Linked DNA regions of Homo sapiens: region 1 is linked to region 2. Evidence: read pairs that join two places in POLR2A ChIA-PET (ENCODE). Cell type or tissue: K562. All regions are shown on one strand. Each heading gives the region's core, and the rest is flanking DNA. Links, peaks and the distances in the headings are about the cores only.

What was found. ChIA-PET counts read pairs that join two places held together with the same protein. Peaks named below come from ENCODE experiments on the same cell type or tissue, not always from the same donor. Only the 100,000 strongest peaks of a DNase experiment are listed, where the experiment ranks them.
Region 1: POLR2A ChIA-PET joins it to region 2 with 6 read pairs; 1 of 35 experiments calls an interaction of 5 or more read pairs at or near these places.

Annotation. Positions count from the first base shown.
Region 1 is chr14:103,866,939-103,876,639 of GRCh38, reverse strand. It overlaps LOC105370689 (a long non-coding RNA gene), which reads right to left and starts at 4,553. Exons shown (of 3, transcript NR_188198.1): 1 at 3,179-4,553. RefSeq lists an enhancer at 3,989-4,168 and silencers at 4,409-4,468, 4,479-4,848. In K562, for the core only: no CTCF peak of the experiment used is centred there; a DNase peak (open chromatin) is centred at 4,569; H3K4me3 peaks cover 772 bases.
Region 2 is chr14:104,696,252-104,705,871 of GRCh38, reverse strand. It overlaps INF2 (inverted formin 2), which reads right to left. Exons shown (of 23, transcript NM_022489.4): 2 at 4,116-4,515; 3 at 2,652-2,767; 4 at 2,418-2,577; 5 at 1,923-1,956. The coding sequence starts at 4,506. Among named protein-coding and RNA genes, the nearest start is that of INF2, 11 kb to the right of the region's middle. RefSeq lists an enhancer at 3,433-4,420. In K562, for the core only: no CTCF peak of the experiment used is centred there; DNase peaks (open chromatin) are centred at 4,931 and 5,423.

The sequences.
Region 1 (9,701 bases), core at 1,241-9,240, 830 kb after region 2:
AACAACTTTTTGTAGAGACAGAGTCTCACCATGCTGCCTAGGCTAGTGTGGAACTCCTGGCCTCAAGTGATCCTCCCACCCTGACCTCCCAAAGCACTGGGATTTCAGGCCTAAGCCATCATGCCCAGCCAAGACACTTTGTTAATTATAAAAATGTTTGGAGTCATCAACAATTTCAGAACTAAAAATGTAAGTTTGCAAAAAGATCGGGTTCCATTTACCATTTGGCAGAAGCCCCAGAAGAGAAGGTGTCTGAAACCAGCAGGCAGCTTGAGCCTCAAGAAACCATCTGCCTCCCTGGTACTTCTGCCACTGGTTCTTGGTCCACCTGTGGAGCCGTGAGGCTCAGGAGGGGTGTCCTTGCCTACTCCCAAGGGACAGTCCTCTAAATATTCAAAGGCAGCTCTCCTGCTCCCCTGAGCCTTGTCATCTGCAGGGTAAACTTTACCCACCTCTCCAGCTGTTTTATGGACAGCCTATATGATTCTTTCTGGCCAGAAACCCCAGCAAATCAGCATATACAGGGAGACAGGAGTGGTCCTCTGGCTGCTGCTGAGAACACACCATTCACCCACCCATCCACCCACCCATCCACCTATCCACCCACCTCCCCATCCACCCACCCGCCCAACCACCCATCCACCCACCCACCCACCCAACCACCCATCCACCCATCCATCCAACCACCCATCCACCCACCCACCCATCCACCCATCCACCCATCCATCTACCCATCCATCCACCCATCCACCCATCCACCCATCCACCTATTTATCCACCTACCCACCCATCTTTTTTTTTTTGTTTGAGACGTCTCACTCTGTTGCCCAGGCTAGAGTGCAGTGGCATGATCTCGGCTCACTGCAGCCTTCGCCTCCCGGGTTCAAGCAATTCTCCTGCCTCAGCCTCCTAAGTAGCTGGGATTACGGGCACATGCCACCATGCCTGGCTAATTTTTTGTATTTTTTTTTTCTAGTACAGATAGGTTTCACCATATTGGCCAGGCTGGTCTCAAACTCCTGACCTCAGGTGATCTGCCCGCCTTGGCCTCCCAAAGTGCTGGGATTACAGATGTGAGCTACCATACCTGGCCATCCACCCACCCATCTATCTGTCTACCCACCCACCTATTCATCCATCCATCCATCCATCCACCCACCCCACCCCCACCCACCTGTCCATCCATCCATCCATCTATCTACTCACCCACTCATCGACCCATCCATCCATTCACTCACCCACCCATGCACCTGTCCATCAATCCATCCATCCATCCACCCATCCACTTGTCCATCAATCCATCTATGTATCCACATATCCACCAACCAACCCACCCATCTATCCATCCATCCATCCATCCAACCATCCAACCATCCACGCACCCATCCATCCATCCATCCACCCACCCACCTTTCCATTTATCCATCCATCTGCCCATCTATTCATCCACCTGTCCATCCATGCATCCACCCACCTGTCCGTACACACACACATCTGCCCACTCATCCGCCGGCTCATCCATTCATCTACCTACCCACCTACCCACCCTTCCATCTGCCACTTCCTGTTTCCTTCTCAGAGCCAGCACCATGAGCTCTGTCCTTACAGAACATCGAATGCAAGGGCCAGACTGACCTGTAAGCCAGCAATGACCACATGGGATGAGCAGTGTTGGGTCAGCCCCAGATGCAAGAGCATCAAAAAATACTTCCTGTTTGGGGGAGACAGTGAGGAAGACACTTGAATAACCAGTCTCAGGTTAGGGCAGCAGAGAGTGGGAGAAGCAGGGGGTTGTCCACATGGCCAAGTCTGACCAACTCAGGGGTCAGGTCAGAGAAGAACAACGATGTCACCAGTAGTAGTGATTCTACAGCAGTCTCCAGCCTCCTTCTGCAGACACCCTCCCCAACCTCAGGAAAGGCTCTGCAGCAACAAACTCAGCTTTGGAGCCCCTCCTGCTTGTGTCCTGGCCTGCTTCTCCCACTGAGTGTTCAACCTTGGGCAATGAATTCCCTTCCTGAGCCTCCAATCGCTACCTGTATAAATGAGAAACAAGGCTGAGTCTGGTGGCTCATGCCTGTAATCCCAGCGCTTTGAGAGGCTGAGGTGGGTGGATGGCTTGAGCTCAGGAGTTTGAGACCATCCTGGGCAACATGGCAAAAACCTGTCTCTACTAAAAATACAAAAAATTAGCCAGGCATGGTGGTACGTGCCTGTGGTCCCAGCTACTCGGAAGGCTGAGGTGGGAGGATCGCTTGAGCTAGGGAGGCAGAGGTTGCAGTGAACCAAGATCGCGCCACTGCACTCGAAAAAAAAGAAAAGGCTGGGCGTGGTGGCTCATGCCTGTAATCCCAGCACTTTGGGAGGCCGAGGCGGGTGGATCACGAGGTCAGGAAATCGAGACCATCCTGGCTAACACGGTGAAACCCCATCTCTACTAAAAATACAAAACATTAGCCGGGTGCGGTGGCAGGCGCCTGTAGTCCCAGCTACTCGGGAGGCTGAGGCAGAAGAATGGCGTGAACCCAGGAGGCAGAGTTTGCAGTGAGCCGGGATCGCGCCACTGCACTCCAGCCTGGGCGATAGAGCAAGACTCTGTCTCAAAAAAAAAAAAAAAAAAAAAAAAAAAAAGAAAAAAGAAAAGCATTGTGAAATGTTCTTGGGGGTTTGTGTGACAAGGGTTTATTGAGTACCTGGTATATGTCAGACACAGTTCTAGGCCCTGGGATACAGCTGTGAGCCGAAGTCTCGCCCTCGAGGCCCTGTGAATTAGAGTGAGCGCCAAAAGCATGCAGCACAGCAGGGCTGAAAAACCAGCAGCCTCAAGAAGTGTTGCCTTTTTTTTTTTTTTGAGACAGGGCCTCACTGTCACACAGGCTGGAGTGCAGTGGCAAGAACATGGTTCACTGCAGCCTCTACCTCCCCAGGCTCAAGTGAACCTCCCACTTCATCCTCTTGAGTACTTGGGACTACAGGTGTGTGCCAAGCCTGGCTAATTTTTGTATGTTTTGTAGAAATGAGGGCTGGGCATGGTGGCTCACACCTGTAATTCCAGCACTTTGGGAGGCCGAGGTGGGCAGATCACTTGAGGTCAGGAGTCCAAGACCAGCGTGGCAGACGTGGTGAAACCCTGTCTCTACTAAAAATACAAAAATTAGCCAGGCATGATGGTACGTACCTGTAATCCCAGCTACTCCGGAGGCTGACCCAGGAGAATCACTTGACCCTGGGAGGTGGAGGTTGCAGTGAGCCGAGATCATGCCACCACACTCCAGCCTGGGTGACAGAGCGAAACTCCATCTCAAAAAAAAAAAAAAGTCCGGGCGCAGTGGCTCAGGCCTGTAATCCCAGCACTTTGGGAGGCCAAGGCAGGTGGATCATTTGAAGTCAGGAGTTCAACACCAACCTGGCCAACATGGTGAAACCCCGTCTCTACTAACAATACAAAAATTAGTCAGGCGTGGTGGTGCACACCTGTAATCCCAGCTACTCGGGAGGCTGAGTCAGGAGAATCACTTGAGCCTGGGAAGTGGAGGTTGCGGTGAGCCGAGATTGTGCCACTGCACTCCAGTCTTGGCTACAGAGTGAGACCCTGTCTCAAAAAAAAAGAAATGAGGTTTCACCAAGTTGCCCAGGCTGATCTCGAACTCCTGGGCCCAAGCAATCTGACAGCTTCAGCCTCCCAAAGTGCTGGGATTACAGGCATGAGTCACTCCATGTAGCCAAATGTCACTTTCTTAACAACAATGCAGATGCAGGACCCCCCACTGCACACAGGGCCCTGGGCCTGCCTCTGGAGGGGATGCCATGAGCCCCTCCAGCCCCTTCTTCAGCTGTTGAGGAATGTGCGCCCACAGATTCTGTTGGTGGAGACTTTCTGCTGAGCCGGCTGTGGTTCTGGAAACCCCCTTTCCCCCTTAAAAAAACCTTCAAGGCCTCCTAGCTATGGCCTGCGGAGGGGGTAATAAACATGAAGGAGATGTGGCTCTTCCTTCCCACAGGCCTCAACCTGCTCATTCTGTTCAGCCTCCTCCAGCTCAGGGAGCAGGACCGCGGGCCACAGGTCGCATGGCTGCGGGAAGAGTCCATCCTGCAATTGATAGGAAAAGATCCTGCGGCCGAGTTTGGCCAAGCTGTTGATGGCCACTATGGAAGTGACCTCCGGAGACGGCACATCTGACTGGCCCCGGATGCTCACTCACAGCCACGGCACTGCCCAGACACGGGGCCTTCTTCCATAAGACCCGGAGGCCTGGCCTGGAGGGCCTGGATAAGCACGCGGCAGGCTGGGCGTGTGGTGGGCACCCACCCAGGGAGGGGCGGGGGAAGCTGGATGTCGCCGCAGGAAAGGCCCAGGCTCGCCTTCTTGTCAATTTGCCATTGTCACCAAGTCCAGGACACAGCATCAGAGAAGAAGGTGGCTGCGGCAGGCAAGGCCCGGGCTGGGTGGGGGAGGGGCGCCGGGGGAAAAGAGCACCGACCCGGTCTGGGAGAACAGAAGCCCCCCAGCAGGAAGGAAACGTGGCGGGCAGGAGGGGCCCTCTGGACTCAGGAAAGGGAAGAGGCGGTGCCGGCCACGCCCAGGCCACGCCCCCATACCACGCCCCCCGTGGGTGGCGGGGCACCTGGGCGCTCCAGAGCCCAGGGCGCACCCTCAGCCAAAACCCTTGTCAAGCGTCCTGAAGCCGGCTGGCCGCCCGCCTGTCCCTGCCGCGTCCTCCTCCACCGGGAGGGCAGGAAGGCGCGCCCGGCTGCCTCTGCTTGGCTTCTCCAACGTCCCCCCAGCCGGTGCGCGCTCACCCCTACACTGGGCCTTCGCAGGTTCAGGGCGCTGGGGGTGACCACCACCCCGACGTGGCTCTCCCTGCCTGGGACCGTCACAGGCCCCCGGGAAGGGTCTGCCGGGTTGGACCGTATCTGAGCCTGGGCCAGGGTCAGTAGAAGGTGTTCTACTACCTAGACAGTAGAAGGTATTCAGGAATGGAGAGAGCCAAGGCCTGCCCACTTGCTCGCCCCAGGGAGCACCTTCTCCCCAGGAAGAGGCTCTGCCTGAGTGGCTGCTCGGGGCCTCTTATCTGAACCCTCCTGGGAACAGGAAGCCCTGAACCCTGGACCTAGGGATGGCTACAAACATAGGACAAGAACACCAGCCACAAGCCACCACAGTGGCTGCCACCATCGACCTGCACCTTCCTGGGGACTGTCACTTTTTTTTTTTTTTTAACAGGGACTGATCTCTGCTTACTGCAGCCTCCACCTCCCAGGCTCAAGAGACCCTCCTACCTCAGCCTCCCCAGTATCTGGGACTACAGGCGCAAGCCACCATGCCTGGCTTTTTTTTTTTTTCAATTTTTTGTAGAGATGGGGTCTCAATATGTTTTGCCCAGGCTGGTTTTGAACTCCTGAGCTCAAGCGATCCTCCTTCCTGGGGCTCCCAAAGTGCTGGGATTATAGGCTTGAGCCACAGCGCCCAGCGCATTAGGGAAGCAGGAGCCCAGGACAGCCAGAGCAATGCCATTGTAAGTTCATCTCCATCCTGAGACTAACAAGGCACATTCCTTGCCAGCCACAACTTGTGGTCACAAGAAGCTTACAATTAAGGGAACAGCCTAAAGATACCTGCAAGGATGCACTCCTACAAGAGAAAGTCCAGATGTCCCCATACTCGTAACAACATATGCTTTCGAAATAATTACAGCTATCATTAGATGTACTTACACTAAAGTGTCAAGGATAGTTTTCTTTTTGTTTTGGTTTTTGGGTTTTTGGGGGGTTTTTAGGTTTTGTTTAGACAGGGTTTCGCTCTGTTGCCCAGGCTAGAGCACAGTGGCACTATCATAGCTCACTGCAGCCTCAGCCTCCTGGCCTCAAGCGATCCTCCCACCTTGGCCTCCCAAAGTATTGGGATTAGCCACCTCGCCTGGCTTGTTACTCCGTTATACTCCGCTAACAAGTGATTCCACCTGACCAGCCAGCATCCAGGGGGATTGTGCCCAGGGAGGATGGTACCAGGGCCCCTCACAGTGGTCAGAGCCAGGAATGGGCCTGGGATGGCCATGCTCCAAGGTCCAGCTGACAGCCCCAGACAGCAGGGAGGGCAGGCCTCAGGGCAGAAGGTGACCAGTGGCTGGGACCCAGACCAAGGCTGCAGCCCTGAGGTGCCACACAGGGTCAGGCAGACAGGGACCAACAAGAATGGTACAAAAGGGAAGGGACCCGGCCAGTTGGATGGGCTGTAAGAGGGTTCTGCGCAGAGCCACCTAGCAGGAACCAACCTGGTCAAGCCCTCTGGCCTCAAATCTGGCTTGGCTCCTGCGACTGAGCTGGAGCCCAGCAGGGGAATGGGGAGAGTAGGACCAGTCATGTGGCTCTAGGGATCCTGTGGCAGGGAGCCAGGCCAGGCCTGAGACTCCCTCTGCAGGGGTCAGAGGCCCAGTTCTGGGCCCCCACGTACCAGCCTGTGGCCAACCTCTAGGCTTTTCTGACCAAGGCCAGACTTTTCCTGTAAGGTCCCCTGAGACCAGGCCTGGAGGGAGTTGGACGGTGGAGCCTCAAGAGCCCACATCTTGACAGGGCCCCGCACTACCACCTCCTGTCTATGGAACACCCCATCCCTCCTCTCTTCAGGGCAGTTCAGACATTGAAGGAAGAGACAAAGAGCCTTGAATGTCACGAAAAGGAGGTTGGACTTTATCCTGCAGGCAATCAGAAGCCAGAAAGGTTTCAGGATGGATGGGCTGATCAGATTTGAGTTTCAACAGGCCACTGTGTGAGTATGCGGAAAGGGTGTGGCTGGGGACAGGAACCCCAGTGAATGGCACTGCTGTCCATGAAGAGGGGCAGCAGGGGCCTGGGCTGTGCAGGGACCAGGGGGTACAGCAAAGGGGCTGGTATCCAGAGAAAGCCCAGGGATGCCCCGGGACAGTCGTAGCACCGTGAGTCTTTGGGCCCTGTCCCTTTCCTTGAAGACCCAGCAGAGCGAGTGCTGCTTGATTTCCCAGAAGCCCTTTGTGGAGAGTAACTCGCCCCATCCCCCACCCCTGCCACACAGGCTGCTACAGACACCCAGACACCGGAGCTCCAGCCGGGGCAGGCTGCAGGATGCCCAGCCGTGTCCCCAGGATGCCCTGCACGCTGTCCTGAAAACTAACCTGTAACTGCAGCTCTTGGAGCCTTCCGGAACCCAGATCCCCACCTGAGATCAAACCAAAGACCTGGTTTAAGGTCCCTGGTTTGGCTTGTTGCCACCCAACGCTGCCCCAGTTTGCCGTCTTTTTTTTTTTTTTGAGACGGAGTCTCGCTCTGTCGCCCAGGCTGGAGTGCAGTGGCGCGATCTCGGCTCACTGCAAGCTCCGCCTCCCGGGTTCACGCCATTCTCCTGCCTCAGCCTCCCGAGTAGCTGGGACTACAGGCGCCCGCCATCACACGTGGCTAATTTTTTTGTATTTTTAGTAGAGACGGGCTTTCGCCGTGTTAGCCAGGATGGTCTCGATCTCCTGACCGCGTGATCCACCCGCCTCGGCCCCCCAGAGTGCTGGGATTACAGGCGTGAGCCACCGCGCCCGGCCGACTTCGCTATGTCTTTAGGCCAGCCCTGACCGCCCTGAGCCCCAGCTTGCCCAGGCCCTTGCAGAGTGATGGGGTCACAGAGAGGTACAGACACACAGTAGAACAACAGACATGTACATGGGGGGTGGCACATGTGACCATGGGAACAGAGAAGAGGGAGAGGGAGGAGGTCAGGGTGAGGACATCAGAGTTGGTGCCTGAAGGTGGGATGAGGCAGAGCCAGGGGTTGCCGTCACCGCCCTCTCCCCCAGGCACCAGCACCCAGCACTGGCTCTTGCTCATGGGCAGGAATGAGGAACGGATGTCATTAGTAGCAGCTCCCAGTAACTACCAATAGGTGTGAAGCCCGGTACAGTTAAAGAGGCCTGACATGCTGCAACCTGCACTTTGGCAGCACGTACCTGGGCTTTGAAGTAAGTTTCATTATCTCCAATGCACAAATGAAGAGACTGAGGGCCAGGGTGAGTAAGTCACTGTCAGTGAGTAGCCATCCTTGTCGGGTGGGAGTGTAGGCCCTGGGGGCCCAGAGTGGGCAGGGTGCTGAAGTCCCCTCCCTGTATTCCTGGGCAGCCAGGTGTGCCCTGCCAGAGCCTTGGAGCATCTCCAGTCTTGGGGCAGGAGATCCCTTAAAGTGAAGCCGAGGGTGAGCCCCCAGGTGAGGGGGTCCGAGGGCTCAGCCCATCTCCTTCCCTCCGGCCTGCCCTGAGTTTCTGAGCTGGGTGATGGGGCCCAGGAGAGCAGGAATTGTGGGCGAGGCTGGCCTCCCTGAGACTAGGTAGATCAGGAACAGTTTCTTGGAGGAGGAAGTGCCTGAGCTGAACCTTGAAGGCCGTGTCCAATTTTCACTAGCGAGGATGGAAGCAGGGACGTGTTGGGATCAACCAACAGCATGAGCAAGGATGGGCCCGGAGGGCAGGCAAGGGAATGATGAGCGGGAGGTGAAGCCAGAGGAGTTGGAATGGAGGGCCGAGGGGAGCAGGAGCCAGGGCAGGCCTCCTTCAGCACTTGGGGCCCTGCAGACACCAGCAGGTCACTTCTGTGTCAAGCTCTGAAGCAGCACCAGGGAGGCCTGGGGAACCACCTCCCAGACACACACCCTACACTGTTGGCCTGCAAGATCAGCCCTTCTAGGGCAGCACCACTGCCCAGTTACAGTCGGGTCTGGTCAGTGCCTAAGACCAGGAGGGCACAGGGGCATGGAAGTCAGGGGATTGGAGACCAGGGGCCCTGCTCCAAGAGAGGCCTCAGAGGAGCCAGCTCCACTGAGCTCTCCCCATGGCCAGCCGGTGGCACGCGCCCCTCTGAGGAGGTAAGAAATCCGAGCCTGACAACGAGCCAGATGATTGTTTCTCCTGGGATAGCAGGCCCCGAGCCAGTGCCTGCAGGCCCAGGCGTGACTGCCAGCCCCCAGCCCCGCCTCCCTCCCGGCACTGCCTGGCACTCCACTCAGCTGGGCCCTGTGCAAGGCTGCTTTGATGGTGGAAATGCACAGTCACCACTGCCCATAGGTTTGGGAGCACCTGGAGCTGAGTCTGAGGTTGCAGGGGCTCCAGGCCCCATCCCGCCTGTGTGACCTAATGGCTGGTTAATTCGCCTCTCTCGGCCTTGGTTTCCTCATCTGTCAAGTAGGAATGACAGCAGTGCTTGCTTCCTGGAGACTGTTTGAGGATGAAAGGACAATGTGTGTGAAAGGCCCCGGGGAGCTCCAGCCAGGGCGCAGGGGAGGAAGGATTAGGCAGCACCCCACAAAGCAAAGTCAGAGCTACCTAACAAGTCCACACACCTTCGAGGGGGTCAGGAGGTGGCGGAAGGTGCCTGGGAAGGCTTCCAGCAGGAAGGTTCTGGAACATCTGCCCATGTTTGAACCCCTCTCAGCGTCCTTCCAGCAATGGAGCGCCTCGCTGCTCCTCCAGGCATAGCTGCAGGTCCTCCACTCTTCTACAGAACATCCTGTGAGTCCCCTGCCCCCCCACCCCCCCAGCCCTGCAGTGTGTCCCTGGGTTTTCAAGACCAAAATGGCCAACCGGCTCGGTGGCTCACGCCTGTAATCCCAGCATTTTGGGAGGCCAAGGCAGGCAGATCACCAGGTCAGGAGTTCGAGACCAGACCAACCTGGCCAATATGGTGTAACC
Region 2 (9,620 bases), core at 1-8,000:
ATAGCGACCTAAGAGTGGCAGCTCCCAGGTCAGTGCCTTGCGCCCTGCCAGGCTGCCCCCGGGTCACCAGGCACCCGCACGCCCCTGGGGAAGGGGAAGGGCGAGTATGCCCACTCCCATCGAGTAACGTGCACCAAGGCCTGGGGAGGTGGCACACAATGGAACCGGGCCGTGACCTTGGGGGAGGGAAGGCCCTCCCCTGGGCGCTGCGTGACTACAGTGAAGACCACACCTGAGGTGGGTCCACAGGGCTGCATGGATACAGGAGGGGCGGGGCTCTGGCCTGAGCAGGAGGAAACTTAGTGTTCACTGGGCCTAGGACTTGCCAGTCATCTCAGTCTGGTCAATGAGCACAGCCCTCCGCAGGCAGGGCCGGCCCCCTTCAGCCCACACTGGTGGGGCACAGGCACCCATGTGGGCAAACTTTGCTGAGGCCATTTCTGTTTTTTTTTTTTGAGATGGAGTCTCGCTCTGTCACCCATGCTGGAGTGCAGTGGTACGATCTCAGCTCACTACAACTTCTACCTCCTGGGATCCAATGATTGTCCTGCCTCAGCCTCCTGAGTAGTTGGGATTGCAGGCACATGCCACCACGGCCAGCTAATTTTTGTACTTTTAGTAGAGATGGGGTTTCACCATGTTGGCCAAGCTGGTCTCGAACTCCTGACCTCAGGTGATCTGCCCATCTTGGCCTCCCAAAGTGCTGGAATTACAGGCGTGAGCCACCGCGCCTGGCCCCTGAGGCCATTTCAACACCAGGCATTCTAGCCCTGGGCTCCTCCAAGCTGATTTCCCTGGGTGTAAGGACACCCCCCTGAGTACAGTCCTGACTGAGGCCTGGATAGAGCTTCTCAGCTATGTGGGTTCCCAGCAGGGCTGCAAGATTTAGCAAATGAAACTACAGAGTACCTGTTCAATTTGAATTTCAGACAAACAATGAATAACTTTTGGCATAAGTATATCCCATGCAACATCTGGGATATACTTACACCAAAATATCGTCTGTTGTGTATCTGAAACCTGAATGAACTGCATGTCCCATACAGTACCTGGCAACCCTAGTTTCTTTTTTAAAAAATTTTTATTTTAGACTCGGGGGTACATGTGCGTGTTTGCCACATGGTACACTGTGTAACGTAGGCGATTTGCCTTCTAGGGCAGTGGTCCCCAGCCTTTTTGGCACCAGGGACTGGTTTTGTGGAAGACAATTTTTCCATAGACTGGGGTGACGGGAATGGTTTAGGGATAAAACTGTTCCACCCCCGATCATCAGGCATTAGATTGTCATGAGGAGCGCGCAGCCTGGATCCCTTGCGCGCGTGCGTGCGCTGGAGAATCTAATGCAGTGCTGATCTGACATGAGGTGCAGCTCAGGCAGGAATGCCCGCCCACCGCTCACTTCCTGCTGCGTGGCCCGGTTCCAATAGGCCAGGTACCGGTCCGCAGCCTGGCGGTTGGGGACCCTTGTTCTAGTGGGCCTGACACCAAGTAGCGACGAACACTGTACCCTGTAGGTAGTTTTTCAACTCTCGCCCTGGAGCCCGTGTCCCTGTCTCCATCTTGCGTCCACGTGAACCACCCTGTAGTTCCCTCTTATTGGCATTTCATTTTCTGTTTCTGGGTTGGTTCACTTAGGATCACGGCCTCCAGCTCCATCCACGGTGTGCAAAGGATATGAGCTCATTCTGTCCTTTCTATGGCTGCTGCAACCCTAGTTTCTGTGGGCAGCTGCCAGGGACAGTGAGCTGGATTCTAGCCTGAGACCTGGCTTCTGGCTGGACCCCTGGGGTTACTCCGAGGGAGCCACCTCCCTGCCATCTGGAGGTGCTGCTTAGGTGAGGTGGCTGGGAGCCAAAGGGCAGGTGGGCCTGGCCTTGGGAGCAGGAGGGGGAGCCGGCAGGACCGCTACAGTGGGGACTCACCGCAGGCGAGCCAGGACGTCCAGCAGCTGCAGCCCTGGGAAGGGACGGACAGGGTCAGAGGGTTCGGAGGCCACTCCCCGCCTTCCCCATTTCACTTCTGCCACCCAGAGCACCTGACCCTGCCCTGCTGCACTCATGGGACACCAGAGACCTGAGGCTCTGGAGGGGAGACATCATGCTGGACACACAGTGATGCTTACTCAGGGCTCACTGCCAGAACTGGCAGGGCTAGAACGAGGTCTCAGGCCCCCTGTCCGGCTCCACTGCCTGGCCAGTCTCACAAATGAGAACGGTCCAGGGTTGACCCCCAGGCGTTCTGAGGCCTGTGTCCATTGAAGGGGCAGGTGGTGGCAGGCCCGAGATGGCGCCTTCCTCTGGGGCCCTGGGTCGGGGGCAGCTTTTGTGGCGCTCCCACCTCCCCAGGTGGATGCAGCATGGGATGCACTGGCCAAGAGGCGGGCAGGAGCGGGCATGCGGCCCAGGGCAGGTGCTTACCGATAAACTCGTTCCGCAGCTGGGTGCGCGCGCGCAGGTCCTCGGGGCCCAAGATGACGGCGTTGATCACGCTAAGCAGGGTGACCACGTAGGGCACGTTGTCGCTGCCGGAGAGCTCGTTCATGACAATGCTGAAGCGGTACTGCTGGCTGCACACCGTCTGTGGGGAGGGCGGGGTCAGGGCACACCCAGGCAGGGAGCCCCATGTGCCCAGGCCCAGGCCCTGCCGCCCACCTTGTAGTGGTCCAGGGCGTCCAGGGTCAGCACGTGGCCCTCGGGAGAGTAGATGCACAGGGCAGCCAGTAGCTCAAACACCTGCTTCTTCACCATCACGTTGGATGTGTCCAGGGCTGCCAGGGTGGAGTGGGCAGGCTCAGCAGGGCCAATGCACCCCTTCCCATGCCTGTGCAGCTGGGCTCAGGGCTGGGGCTCTGGGCCTGGCAGGCAGACGCCAGGGGGTGCCGGGCACTTGTCTGTGGCCCACAGCAGTGGGCTGGGACCCAACGAGGTGCCCCACTCCTCGGTGTCCTGGCCCTGCTCCTGGACCACAGGGCCAGACCCTGCAGGGAAGGGCTTGGAGGCAGCTGCCCCATCCTGTCACTGGCTCTGGGCCCAGCTTTTCTCCCAATGCAGCACTTACTGTGTTTATGGCAGACACAACCTCATTCCTATGAACCCCTGCCTCCCACCCCATCTGGAGCTGTGAAAGTTCTGGGGGTGTCTCTCATCTGACCCTGCTGAGAACAATTCACAAAAGACTCCATAGAGGGGCCCTGCCAGGCCCAGGCTGGGGAGACGGGCTGAGAATGGCTGGCCCCTACACCTGCCTCTGTCCCCTGGGTCCGACAGAAACGAGGCGCCTCTGGCTTGCTTGCCTGCACAGGTAACTGCCGCCCCCATGGGCCCAGCCCCGCCCATCACTGCCCACCCTAGCTCGTCCCCAAGCATCGGTAGGACCTGGCAGCAGCCATGGAGTGGCACAGCAAGGGTTTCTCTCAAGGGACCGGGACTAACTTTGGGCACAGCCTGGGGAGACTTCCTGGAGGACAGGAAAGTGAGCTGGGGCTTAAAGGCTTAGCGGCGCAGGACCTTGGAGGACGCAAAGGCAGAAAACACGAGCAGAGGCAGAGACCAAGGGCCTGCCTGCCTGCCGGGAACGAGTCCCCTGGGTGCTGGAGTAGGGGACAGGGCGGGGAGGGAGGCGCTAGGGAAGGCGCTGGGAGGTGGAGGGTGACACCATCAGTAGGTGTGGGCCAGACCTCAAGGGCTCTGTCTGGGCTGAGGCTGAAGGGCTTGGAGCTAGGCAGGTGTATGTAGGGAGCCACTCGGGTGGATTCGCATCTCTGACTCAGTGACTCCTGCCGCCGAGGTGTGGACGAGGGCAGAGAGCCCAGAGGGTGGGAGCCAGCACAGGACGGGGAGGAAGGGTGGGGCAGAGCCACACAACAGAGAGGGGCACAGGGGGACCGCTGGTGCAGCAGTGCGGGGACTGGGGTGACCTGGAAGCCTCAGACTCGGAGTGAATGTGGATGTTTTTCCTGAGCCCAGGAAGCCAGTCCTCCTCCAGGAAGCCCTCCTTGCCTGCCTGGCTGCGCTTCCTCCTGGTGGTTCCCCAGGCCTCCCGGGGCCTTTTGGGCCTGAAGCCTCATACCAGGTCCCCAGCGTCCGCCTGGGCGGCCCTCCCACACTGCGGCTCACCCTGGGAGAGCTGGCGCACGTAGCCCTGGTTGCTGAGGATGTACTCGATGCCCTGCCGCGAGTTCATGACGGCGCGCACGCAGCTGACGCAGGTGAGCTGCAGCAGGGCGTCGGAGATACGTGCAACGCCGCGGCCCGACAGCCGCGCCAGCGCCTCCAGCAGCAGGTCCAGGCCGCTCTGCTCCAGGAACTGCACCATCCAGCCGCCGTCGCTGCCCTCCAGGCGCTTGCGCAGGCCGGAGTAGTTGACCACAGAGGGCATCTGGAGCAGCCGGATGCACAGCTCGGGGTCCGCGCTCTCCAGGTTGGCCTCCGTGGGGTCCGAATCCTGTGGCCCCAGCTTCTCCTTCAGCGCTGCCCACTTGCGCTGTGCGCCCTCCTTCACCGACATCTTGCCGAGCTGCAGGCAGAGGGCAGGGAGCCGTCAGCGGGGAGGGGATGGGGGCTGTCCTCCTGGCCACCAGCGCAGGCGGGGCCACTTCCCTCGGTCTCAGTTTCTCTGCTGCAATTCCTGCTCACGTGCCATGCTGAGGGTTAGGGGTAGCACTGTGTCCCCCACTATATCTTAGGCTTCCCTGTACCCATCCCTGACCGAATTTCAGCAACCGAGGCGGCAGGCAGGAAGGGCCCTACTGCGCGCATGAGGACCCCGAGGCTCAGGGCTGGGAGGGGAGGAGCCGGCTCAGAAACCTGCAGCACGAGGCCAGCACGGCCCCTGCAGAGTGACGGGACCGGATGAGCTTGGGGAGGACTCGGGGGAGCGGGAGGCTCCCCTGGCTGGAACATTACCCACGGTAATGATGCGACAAAACGGCGCATCTGAGGCTGCCTTATCTCACCCCAGGGCACTTCCCCCGCCCCAGTGGACAATATGGACAGGGAGATTCCAAACCTCAGGCATGCCTGGGGTGCCCACAGCGTCAGCAGCGTGGCTGGGGAGGAGGGGCGACTCCCAGGTCTCCCCTGGGCCTCAGTCTGCCCGTCTGCATGTGGGTAGGGGGCCCACACCAACAGGAAGACGGAAACCCTTGGCACTCAGGGTTTTACCAGGATTCAGTCGCAACAGGTCTGACTCCAGCCCTGGGAACACCCGGGTAGGTAACAGGCCCAGCCCAGAAGAGCCCCAACACGTGCCTTTCCCCAAAACAGAACAGCAGGACAGGCGGGTTGCACCTCTGACATCAGCTCCACGCCACCACATCCCCCCAGCCGCTGTCCCCAACCACAGACCCTGGGAACTGGCCTCGAAGGTCAGGGGCATCCCAGGCCCTCCTGCAACCATGTATGGCTTAGATCTTATATTTAGCGTCTGAGAACAGCAGCGTGGAGCCTCGGGGAGGGAGCTAGGGGGCCGGGCCTGGCAGGGACACGCTCTGAGCCTCCACCCCGGCCCAGCACTCTCCACCCTGGCCCTCGGCTTCCCACCACCTCCAAGGCAGGCACTTTATACCTCCCACAACAGGTGGGGAACTGGAGGCGGCTGGGTCCTAGAGAAGCTGGGTCTGTGCCCACAGTCCCACACCTGGGCACGGCTGGGCTGTGACTGGAGGTCCCACATGGCTTTGCTTCAAGTGCTGCCCAACCCGGTAAGTCAGGGGACCCCAGGCTGAAGGGCATTTGAGGTCACGGGAGCTGAGCGGGGTCGAGCACCCAAGCGCCTGCCTCCCCAGGAGGCTCTATTCCTCCCCTCCTGCCTTGGGAGAGTGTCCTGGAGCACCTGCCCTTGAGGTCTCAGGCCCACTCCCCAGCCTGGTCCACGACCAAGCCTGGTGTTTCCGGCAGTCCAGCCCCTACTCCCCGCACCGCCCCTCAGCCCTCCACCTGTCCAACTGCCCCAGGGGGCCAGTGGGCTCCTTCCAGGAGGCAGCCTGACAGGTGTAAGCCAGGGTTCTGATCTGCATGTCCCCAGCCCGGGCCCTCACCAGCAGACCTTGGCCCAGTCACTCATCCTGCCTGGGCCTCAGTTTCTTCTTCTGCACCTCCAGCACCAGGCTGCCAGGAGCATCCTGAGAGGCTGTCCTTGGGATGCCCCTCCTCCCTGCAGGGGGTCCTGGTCTGGGCACTGTAGAACGGAGAGCCCGGAGCCCCCGGTGCACTGTGGTTTTAAGCCACCCTCCCAGGCCCGGCCCTCTTGGTCACCCAGTGGCCGTCCACTCACCCAGATGCGCAAGACCTTCCGGCCACCTCTGCCCACCCACTCTGGGCCCTGTCCTGGGCTGCTCCTCACGCTCCCCTGGCTTCTCATCGCTGCTGACCGCTGAGCTGCCAGAGACAGCCGGGTCCCTCCCAGGCAGCCTCAGGTCCCCAACGCCCCTCCTGGTGGCAGTAGGGTTGCTCCCACCACCATGAAGAGCCAGGCAGCCGGGCCTCTGCATATATTCCCACCCGCCTTGGCTGTTGCTGCCTAAAGAGGCCCCAGAACTGACCCTCCTTTCCTCCCCCGCCTCCATTGGCCGGAGTCCCTGTCCCCTTGGCACAGGCTGAGTGGACGGAGTTATGAACTCTCCCAGGCCCGGCCCCTGGCATCCAGAGTGTCCTCTCCAGCCAAGAGCCCCGGGGGTCCCTCCATGCAAAAAATCCTGACCTTTTAGAGACAAGCAGTGCCGCCGAGAGCCACCGTGCCCCAGGCCCCAGGGTGTCCCTGGACACAGAAGATGCTCCCTGACCTGAGTACTGCCCCTCTTGGCACTGCCCAGCGCTCCTTGCCCTGTGCAAGCCCCTGAAAGACCCCAGTCAAGAGGATCCCCCTTGGTCAGTGGGGTGGAGCCACGGTGGGAGGAAACTGGCCCTCCTGCCCATCAGGTTCCTATACCCCCGTGCCTGGGTGCCTGGCTCTGTGTCTGAGCTGCCCCAGCTGGCCGTGTCCCACCGGGTGCTGTCTGGGGGCAGTGAGTGTAACAGGGTCTCGCTGGGCTGCGGCCCGGCATAGACAGGGCTCCGGCTGAGGCCCCGGAGGCTGAGGCCGGAGCTGCTCTCCTCCTTCTGTGGTGCTGCCAAGGCTGCCCGATCTCACCCAGGCCCCCCGTCAGGCTCTACACCGGAGAATGTTCCAACTGCTTTTCAGCATGAGGCTGAACCTGCAAACACACCACGGCCAGACCATATATGCAGCACTCTGACCCGCAATCTGGCCACTGGCCCCAAATGGCTGGGACCTGGGTAATAACTGACAGCTTCTGTGATTTTTGTCTCATCTCATAGGAGCCCAAATTCCAGCCAGCAGCCTCTCTCAGGGCATCCCCGAGCCTTCCCTGTGTCTATAAAAAGCTTTCTATGTATAGAGTGAATTATCCATATGAGAAAACCATGAGGCTTCCCACTCCCCCGCCCGCCTGTGAGTCTCTGCTAAACGCGGGTGGCGGTGGCCGACTCCCTGCTACAGCGAGCTCTGCAAAAACAGCCTTGCCTGTTCTCACTGGGGGGTGGTGTCCACTTCTGCAAGGATTCCAGAAGGAATCCACAGTTTACTGATCTCAGGGGCACGGGGCTATGGGGAACAATACGCTGGAAGGTGCCAGTGCCAACTGAGAAGGGAAGGGGGCGGGAGTCTCATTGCTGAGCTGTGTGCCCCTGGGCAGGCTACCCTTCCCCTCTGCTCTCCATCTGGAAAGTGGGTTGGCGGGGCCACCAGCGCAGGAATGTGTCCTCAGAGCTCCCCAGCCCCGGCTGTAGGGCGTGGCCACCTCCCCACAGGCACAGGAATTTGCGTTCTTCGCAATCTTTTCTACAGCCGGCACCAGCTCTGGCTGAGGCAGGGCAGGACCATCCAGGCTCTGCAGGGCCCAGTACCCATGGCTCAGGCCAGACCCCATGCCTTGGACAGCAAAAGGGTCAGGGCACCAAGAAGGGGCGTCCCATCCACCCCCCCCGGCAGTCCACCAGCACCAATGGAACTGCACAGGGCAGGGTCTTTTGCAGATGAAGACTCTGAGGTCTGAGGGGCTCACCCCACCCATGCTAGTGGGACATCACCATGGTTCTTCAGCACTTGCTTTTGTCAACCAATAGCCTGGGGCTTCCAGAGGACGGGGCCATGCCTCTCCCCTGACTCTAGCTCTGGCAGGCAGGGTCCCCCTCTGGGCCTGGGCCTGGCCAGCCTGGTGTGGTGATGCCAGCACCTCCATCCGAATGCCTACATGCTAGGGCAGCTGCACTGACTCTCGGGAAGCCACCGGGCCACCGCCCCGCCTAGCAGTCAACAGTCAAGCTGAGTGTGTGGTGTGGGTGGGGACAGGGCCATGCTGGCCTTCACTAGACCTGCAGCCATGTGCCTAGCCCCTGCGGTGCAGACAGAAAACCAGAGCCAGGGAGTGTGGGCTCCTGAGGCAGGCCCAGCACCGAGCTGTGGAGAGTAGCTGGGGGCTCCTGCATGGGCCCATGGTTCTGAGCGGCACACAGGCCAGGGTTAGGGTACCCAGACTTGAATCCCAGCACGCGAGGGACCTGAGCCAGCCACTGAAGCCCCCAGGCCTCGGCTCCCTCACTTGCCTCCCAGGAGCCAGGCGAGGAGGGCCTTCCACAGCACAGTGTGGGAGCTCCTATGCCCTCGGCCAGCACCAATGGGCCTGGAGGCCCCCGCTGTGACATGTTCTGAGTCTGCCTGGGACAGCCCCCTCCCCTGTGAAGTCCCCACTGGTAGGGAAGGGAGAGGTCTGCCTGGGTCCAGGCTCCCCACGAGGAACAGGCCAAGCCCTGAGCCTGGCAGCCCTGGGGTGGCAGGTACTGCCTACTGTGCCTGGGACCAAGGGGCTCTGGGGACCCTGAAGCAGTGGCGGGGGTAGGGCAGGCACTGGCTGGGCACATGAGCACCTGTGGGGGGCTGCTGCCTGGGAGTGGGCAGGCAGCTGTGGTGTCGCCCTTCTGGCACTGGCACAGGGCTGGGTGCTTCTGGGCCCTGAGCCAGCGTTGGTGGTGGGGGTGCAGGGAGGGAGCTTGTCTTCCACGGGGTGGGTGGGCAGAACGGCAGGAGAGGATTCCGGAACTAGGAGGCAGGGGCTGCCACACTGTATTTTTAGCTCCTCCGAGAGCCCCAATTTTTCCACTGCTTGGCAACCCATGGATCTCCAGGACTGCACGCGTTCCTGGCAGCACCCCGGGGTTCTGGGCAGCCCAGGCCCTGCAGGGCGGTGGAGGCACCTGGAGCTGAACCTGCCCTACCATGACCCCCATTCCCCTCCCTCACACTCAGACTCCCAGCTCCTTTGAGCCTCCAGCATGTGTCACCTTCCCCACCAGGCCAACAGCCCCTTGAGGGACCTCTACTGACCTGGTGGCTCACCAACTGCCGGCAAGGCCCAGGGAGGGTCTGTGCACAGGGGGCCTCAAGGCAGGTGAGGATGGGGGTCCACCCACTGCCACGTGTCCAGGGGCATGGGGCGCACTGGGCCTTGGTGAGGGCTGGCTGTGTCCTCACTGTCACCTGGCCCGTCTCACACCCAAGAAGCACTCCAGCCCTCATGCCACCTGCAGTCCCCAAGATCTGGATGGAGTGCAAGGCTCCTGCCT